3 separate regions of the Homo sapiens genome follow, and all the other regions are linked to region 2. A link is an interaction called in ENCODE POLR2A ChIA-PET data of the cell type or tissue named here. Cell type or tissue: IMR-90. All regions are shown on one strand. Region 1 overlaps DNM3 (dynamin 3). Region 2 overlaps DNM3 (dynamin 3). Region 3 overlaps DNM3 (dynamin 3).

What was found. ChIA-PET counts read pairs that join two places held together with the same protein. Peaks named below come from ENCODE experiments on the same cell type or tissue, not always from the same donor. Only the 100,000 strongest peaks of a DNase experiment are listed, where the experiment ranks them.
Region 1: POLR2A ChIA-PET joins it to region 2 with 13 read pairs; 7 of 35 experiments call an interaction of 5 or more read pairs at or near these places.
Region 3: POLR2A ChIA-PET joins it to region 2 with 18 read pairs; 2 of 35 experiments call an interaction of 5 or more read pairs at or near these places.

What each region holds. Positions count from the first base shown.
Region 1 is chr1:172,393,629-172,396,128 of GRCh38, reverse strand. The region is part of intron 20 of DNM3 (dynamin 3); the gene reads right to left. LOC102724528 (a long non-coding RNA gene) reads left to right here. Exons shown (of 3, transcript XR_001738294.3): 3 at 1,719-2,378. Among named protein-coding and RNA genes, the nearest start is that of C1orf105, 26 kb to the left of the region's middle. In IMR-90, no CTCF peak of the experiment used is centred here; no DNase peak of the experiment used is centred here.
Region 2 is chr1:172,268,414-172,270,913 of GRCh38, reverse strand. The region is part of intron 15 of DNM3 (dynamin 3); the gene reads right to left. Among named protein-coding and RNA genes, the nearest start is that of DNM3OS, 120 kb to the right of the region's middle. In IMR-90, no CTCF peak of the experiment used is centred here; a DNase peak (open chromatin) is centred at 1,043; H3K27ac peaks cover 133 bases.
Region 3 is chr1:172,209,944-172,212,443 of GRCh38, reverse strand. The region is part of intron 14 of DNM3 (dynamin 3); the gene reads right to left. Among named protein-coding and RNA genes, the nearest start is that of DNM3OS, 66 kb to the right of the region's middle. In IMR-90, no CTCF peak of the experiment used is centred here; no DNase peak of the experiment used is centred here.

The sequences.
Region 1 (2,500 bases), 130 kb before region 2:
GAAATTAGAGTGTTTGCTATTTGTGGTTTTGCCTATTGCGTGGCTGTGATGCCTGAAAAGCAGTCACAGGGCAAAAAGTGCCATGAGGAGACGGCGCAAATACCTAGCGGCTTTAGACTTCTTGCCTTGTGTAGGAATTCTTTCTTGGTCAGAGTTGCCATGGGATCTAAACTTGATGTAAATACTTAATGTGGCATCAATGCACATGTAAATTCTATCATCAAATCTAGTGCCTTTCAACACTGCCCTCCCATCCCCCACATTTAAAATACTGGCCACACCAACAGTGTAACAGTCTTTTGGCGACAGCATTTGGTAAGCCAGATGGATTTAATTTGGCAACTTAAGGGTGTAAATATATGTTTAGATTCAGGGGTTCCCCCCGACAACACTTACAATACATTGGCAATGGTAAGCTAAAGGATTTCAATGTCGAGTGTTTTAAAATTCTCCCTTTGAGCAGCAATGAAGTTATGACAGGCAAGCAAAAGCCATCAAACTCTCAGCTAAATCCTCAATGTTTTTCTTACATTGCTGGAGGTAGGCATTTAAGGCATGTTTCTGAGTGAAAGATGAAGCATTTACATTTTCATTTTTAATTTCCTGGCTCTTATTGGCTAAAGCAACTCTAGTAAACGTTATTTAAATTTTGCTTCTAGGCCTGGTGTGGTGGCTCATGGCTGTAATCCCAGCACTCTGGGAGGCTGTGGTGGGTGGATCACCTGAGGTCAGGAGTTTGAGACCAACCTGGGCAACATGGTGAAACCCTATCTCTACTCAAAATACAAAAATTAGCTGGATGTGGTGGTGCACGCCTGTAATCCCAGCTACTCAGGAGGCTGAGGCAGGAGAATCGCTTGAAGCCAGGAGGCAGGGGTTGCAGTGAGCCGAGACCACGCCACTGCACTCCAGCCTGGGTGATAGAGACTCCGCCTCAAAAAAAAAAAAAAAAAAATTGCTTCTGATCTTTCACAGAAAGAAGGAAGAAGTTCCCCAGCAGTCCTTTCTTCTAATTTGTTGCTTGGATAAAATTTAGAGGTGAAAGAGCTATGAGCAATGTCATGCCATGAATCGTTGACGTCGTTAAAACAAGAAATAACAAGAACTGTCTGAATGTGAAGGTTTCCCTGTAAAAATCATTCTTTTCTTACAAGTGAGGGAAACAACGAAGTGCAGTGATGAAATAGAAGTACTAGCTTGTGTGTCATCTACAAATCTGTATCTGCTTACACTGGGCAAAACTTTTTTTTTTAAACCCCCCTTTCTTTGAGCTAACATTAACTTGTATATAGGAATATTCAGCAGATTCCAACTGGTGACAATTTGCTACTGACTGGTTGCAGGAAGAATAATAATCCTCTACTGTGCATTTTTCACTGGCCAGTGGCTTCTCTGCCAGACTCCTGTCTTGGCTGTTTTCCTCTATCAGTCAGGTGAAACTCAGGGCAGGGCTTGGTCCCCTGAAACTCAGGAAGGCTTTCCCTGCAATGGCTGAAGCTTCAACAATTTAGAGCCCCAAAGAGAACAATGACAGAGCTATTTGCTATTATTTGTCATGGGATGTGGAAGCAGTTGTGTTTGGTTAGCTTAATGCCAGTTACCACTGGGCTAACAGCAGCATATTGTTATATTTACTGCTGCTGTCTGCATTTATGTTACTTGTACTTTGCCTTATGTAGATCCTTTCTTATTTTCCTTTTCCTTTTACCCTCTTACAGCATAGGATGTTTGGAAGAGTGAGATAGGGGACACATTGAAAACAGAGAGGCAATCTGAAGGCTACCTTGACGCATCTGCAAAGCTCCCAGATTCTGACTTTCACAAGACTTGCTTTCTGTTTCTGGGCCTCGCCTAAACAGACTGCCAGTCATCCGAACCGTGGCAGGATGGAGATGTTTGTGTAAGGTAGACTCAAGTTTGCAAGACTCAAGAAGGAAACCACCAAACTAATTTTACTTTCACTTAAACCAGATTGAAACCAAGACTTGAAGAATTAAAAACTTTGACATTAACCATTGATTCACTCCAATGAAATAATTGTGTTATAGCCAGAATCATGGTGAAATTGGAACAAGGCTTTTGATGGGATTTTTAATTGAGGGACTTATATTAAATTGGATATTTTCTTTAATGAACAGCATGTGGCCAAAATTCTATTTTCATTAAAGTATATTAAGCATCATGACAACTCATATTAAACCTGCAACAAATGATTAATGACATTTAGAGACTTCAAATGTCATGAGACACCTTAAATATTAAGAATCAAAAAGAACACCTCAAAGTTGTTTCTATTCTTAGTAATTATGCTTAAAAAAACATCTTTCCTTGCTTTGAAAGCCAGTTGCTAAAAATAAAAACTGTTCCATGAAAAATCACAATGCCCAATGATAAATTTATGTATTTGTTTTTTAAAGGGGGAGGATGGTGAGAAAAATAGAAAGCTCCTGGCTGACATCAGAGGTCACAAGATGAGTTCCTCATTTGTCCAAATGACATT
Region 2 (2,500 bases):
GAGCAAAGGCAGTTACTTGTTTGAATAGTCAAAACTACTCTCTGCAACTGCATTTTTTGAAACTGTTCCTTTATACCCACAGTACTTTTTTTTTTCAGATTCTAAGAAATAAACACAGGCAGTTTCAAAATTAGAAAAAGAAAGAAAGGAGAAAAACTCGCTACAGTTAGACGTTGCAAATATTTTCTTCATGAAACTATGCATCTGCTCAGAGTTAGCTGCAGAGTGTGACTAACATTTTCTACCAAGGCTTGTACCATGTCGGTTCCCTTTGCTGAGGCTGTGTGTTAATTAAAATTAATTACACATGCCAGTAAATAGTTTCCCTTTGAATGCAGCAAGTTGAAGCAGAATAATATAATTTATGTGTAAGGAATATAATTCAAACCTTCACAGTATTTTTTTTCAGCAGGTATAGGTACTAAAGACATTCTTTATGGGTAAGTTGGTGTCACCATAAGTCAACTAAAGAAAACTGAAAATATATTAGACATGCAATGTTAAGTCACACAAAGATTCTTATTTGTAAATTGTTATTTTTAAAAGACAGGTTTATTATTAATATCTTGAGTGCATGATTGAAGTAGCTCAATTATCTTCATTTAGCATTATAGTTACAAGTGCTGTTTGGCTTAAAGGCTTTTTTTTTTTTTTCAAATTCAAGAACTCCTAGGCAAGGTGTTATTACTTTAGTAATGTCAGGATAGTATATGGTAACACTGCTAATAATAGAAAACACTTATGGCTGCCAGAGATGCCATTATTCAACTCTAACTGAATTGAAACAGCAATAGACTTGAAGAATAATCCTCTTTGGACTTTTTATGTTTATTCTACTATTTGACGTAAGTTTTTTTCTTACTATATTCTACATGTTATTGCTAAAAACCTGATTATTCCAATAGTCAATAAAACATGCCCTTAGTTTCCTTTATTTTTGTTCTTGGGAGGCCTCTAAGACGGCCAAAGAGATATTGGTATTTAAACATTTCCTTCAGGCTGGGCCCAGCTAGGGATATTTTCGCAATCCTGCTTATTCATTTCTGAAGAGCTCTGCTCCCTAGGTTGCTGACTGAAATACCTGAACACTTGCTGTCTCACTACTGGCTTCAGCCTGGGGGCCCCACGCTATCACAAATTCACAAAATCACCACCACACTGGCTAAAAGGAAGCTGCAGCACACAACTCACTTTAATTCCATCCTTAACATAAGTAACCAAAATATAAACTTATTCTTTGAAATAAAAGCCTGAAACAAGACAGATAATATCTTGAATCCAGTTCTTCAGAGTGACTAATAGCTTTCAAAAAGAAAAGCTAGTTTTTTTAACAAAGCCTAGCAATCATTTGTATCAATCTCTTTTAAGGTAGAATAGTGATCTATCAGTTCTCTTACAGCTTACCACTACAGTGTCTCATTTAAAGCATGTCTCTTAGAATTGATCATATTTTTTCTGTAGCATGTTTACAACTAGCGATTGGGTCCCCTATCATTAATGAATAGCAGCTGGGGTTGTTCTATGGTTTCCAAATGGAGGCACACTTCTGTCCCAAGCTGCAGTGTTTGTCTGACGAGGGTAGTGGGGAAAGCAAATACTTGTTCCGGAAAATAGGTGGAGAGAGGGCAATGTGTTTGCTCTGAAATCCTAGAAGAAAAGTAAACTTGCTGTGAAGGACATAATTTCTTTTTGTTCTTGAACTTTACATAGCCGTGTTGGGCTCATTCATCAACACAGTCTTTGGACAGAAACCTGAACATGAATGCCTCAAACACTTTGACCAAAATCCTTGCTGGCACTACTAATGGCTTCGGTTACAACTCCAGTTTAAATCCTTGGGAAGAGAGAAACTGAATCCTTGGGAAGAAAGCAACTGAAGTTGCTGATTCTATCCTATCAATCTATTTGTTTGAAATACGCAAAGGCTCCTGAAAAGTACGATGCCTGATTCCCCTAGAAAAATGAATCTAGACTTCACACAGGTGTTTTAAGCATGAAGAATTCCTCCAAAATCTTTTAATGACATTTAAAAACGTTGAAAAGCACTAACTTGCTATTTTTCTCCCTCAAAAAAGGCAGAAACAATCATCCAAGTAGGACGTCATACTCCTATTTCATTTCAGAGTTTCATTTGAAAAACAATAAAGAATTTAAATTGCTTGCTTTAAGTCACAGGCATTTCATACTCAAGAAATTATGTTGTCTTTCATGAGAATATATCTTAGCTGTGAATTCAATTGTCACAGACTTAGTTCATAAAAATATTACCAAATTATATTTGATTTCTGTCTGGGTGTGGTTGGTGAATCAAATAAACCAAATGGGCCGAGAATTTTGGTTCTCCAATCCATCCCTCTCCAGGCTCCCTTTAAAAATATTTTCCCCCTCCTCTCTGGTGTACCTAGGATTTCCTAATGATGCTATTTCACAACTAGAGGGACACTCTTAAAGGAAAAAGATGCAGTATTGAGAATTGGGAAACTTGTAACAAGCAGGATCA
Region 3 (2,500 bases), 58 kb after region 2:
ATATGTTCAGTGACTGCACCACAGTAAAAGACATACATCAACTTCTATTTCAGAACTTCAAAACTCCTGACAATTGGCTCATATGAATCATTGTCAGGAAGAAATCTTCCAGCAGCAGTGACTAGCCTCAGTGTCTAGCTGAGGTGTGATTGATACCAGGGACTGAGCAACTTTCCAGCTTCTAGCAAGAATATGGAAACTGCTACAAAATCAAGAATTAGAAATCTCATAATCGACATCCTTTCTGTTCTTTCTTTGCTATGATTGCAATTGCAATATATTCCCTGTATATCCTTTTTTTCTCATTTATCAGACTTTTTGTTTGACATTACAACAAGCCTGGTGACAGCTCTGCTACAATATTTCTATTAGGTGAATAAAAACCAAATTACTGCCTATTAGCTACAAATTCATTCCTTTGCTAAATACAACAAATAGATAACATTAAAGAGCTTGAACAATTTGATCTTGATTATGTAAAAGCATTACAACAAACCCTCCAACCCTCCTTCATCCTCATAAATGTCATTCTCATAAGGCAGACAGACACACTCACAAAACTCCAGGTTCCATTTTCTTTTCAATTTCCACCTGTTCCTTGAAAATCCATTTCTTCACATTTATTCTCTGATCTTATTTCAGTTTCTGCAGCAGGAAAACTGTGCAGAAACTCAAGTTTTAGTAATCAGTGTACAATTTTGTATGTGTAGTCTTCAAACATCCAGAGTTTTTCCTTTCGCTGTTCATCTAACCCATCAATGTAAAAAAATTGTTTTAAACTAGACATTATGTATCAGATTCAGACCGGTAACTTTCTCCAGTCACATTCAGTCCACATGAGATACTTAAGGATGTAATAAAACATAAGAAAAGCATATTCTAGCTGCTTGCTATTTTGAAAAGGGGAAAAAAATCCTTTCAGACAGTAATCAATTTCATTGTGGAGGAGATTTCTGCAAAATGCATTAAGAAGTTCACGCCTGTGGCAATGGTCACTGCACATATTTTGGAATGTCTCCCAGACTATAAGACTTTTTCCAGACATCCAGGAGAGACTTTAGCATGACAGGGATCCTGCGCTGGGCCTTAAAAAATTGTAGAAGGAAAACTTTAGACGGTTCAGTTTCAGCTGGATTTTGTTTCTTAGACAGCTGAGTTACCTAGGTTATGGAAAATACTAGTAATTACGGAGTGATGATAATCAGAAAAATCTCGCTCTCTGTCTTCTTTTTCTGAAGCCTTAATTAGTTAGTCAAGGTATTTGTTAAGCAATAATGCTACTTTGCTTCCTAAATATCTTTATAGATAGGGTTGATTCTATCCTACCTGAGATACTGAAATCACCAAAAGGAATTATGATAATATTTTTTAACTTTTGGAAACAAACTGTAAGATATATTTCCGTTTACTCAACTGCCCTTTGGCTGCAATAGCAATCATAAATTTCTTAAATTTGTCAGAATTTTTGTTTTGAGGGAGGGAAGGATGGCTGAAATCGCTGGATGTAAAAAATGCCCTTTATTTCCTTCTCTATCATGTTTATCTCTAAACTCTTCCCTCACACTTGGCTTTTGCTATCGCTAGGAATGAAATCTAAGTATAGAAACCAACACAATTTATACCTTAAAGGACATGCTGATGTATGTTGAAGCCTCGGATTTTCCACAGACATATGTTATCTGCTTTCTTCTGTCTCTCAAAGGCACAACTTTTCTTTTTGAACATATTTTGCCTTCTATAAATTGAATTCATCTTACAAATAAAAAAATGAAAGAAAAGGTTTTCTTAGTGTTTTGTTTCACATTATATCTTGGTTCCCTGTATAGGCTTTTTGATTTGTTCAGATGTAACTTTATACTTTATTATTCTTGTACTGGCTTAATAATCCCTTCTTGCTCTTTAGGCATCTTAAGTTCCAGCTCAGCTTCCTTCTGATCCCCAATCCATACAGCTCCTGGTGTTAGAAACATTGTGCTTCTTGGACTCCATTCTTCAACCTCAGTTCTTCCTGCAAGGGCTAAATGTTAGTGATCCTTTAGGGAGGCAAATGTCATTTTTCTCACCTTACTGAGTCCCACATTTCTTTGTTCAGAACGCAAACAGGCAAAAAAAAAAAAAAAAAAAAAAAAGCACGCTCTCTTACTCTTAATTACCTATATATTTGATGTCATTTATAAGAGAATTGTTTGCAAAAATCAGTAACTTAGGAATCTGAAGACTTAAATTATGCTTCAAACTCTGCCATTTACTAGAAGGGTAACCTTGATTTAAAAAAGTGAACTTTGCTAAGTCTCAACTTTCTCATCTGCAAAATGGGAATAATTCCTTCCTTACCTAACTCACATCTTTGTTACAAGAATTAAATGAGACAGTCTATGTCAACATATTTCAAATTTAACATCTTGTAATGAGGTTAGAATGGTGTTTGGCACACAGTAAACAGTAAGTGTTAGCTACAATATTATTATTATGTAATTATTACTATTAAAATGGAAAAGCA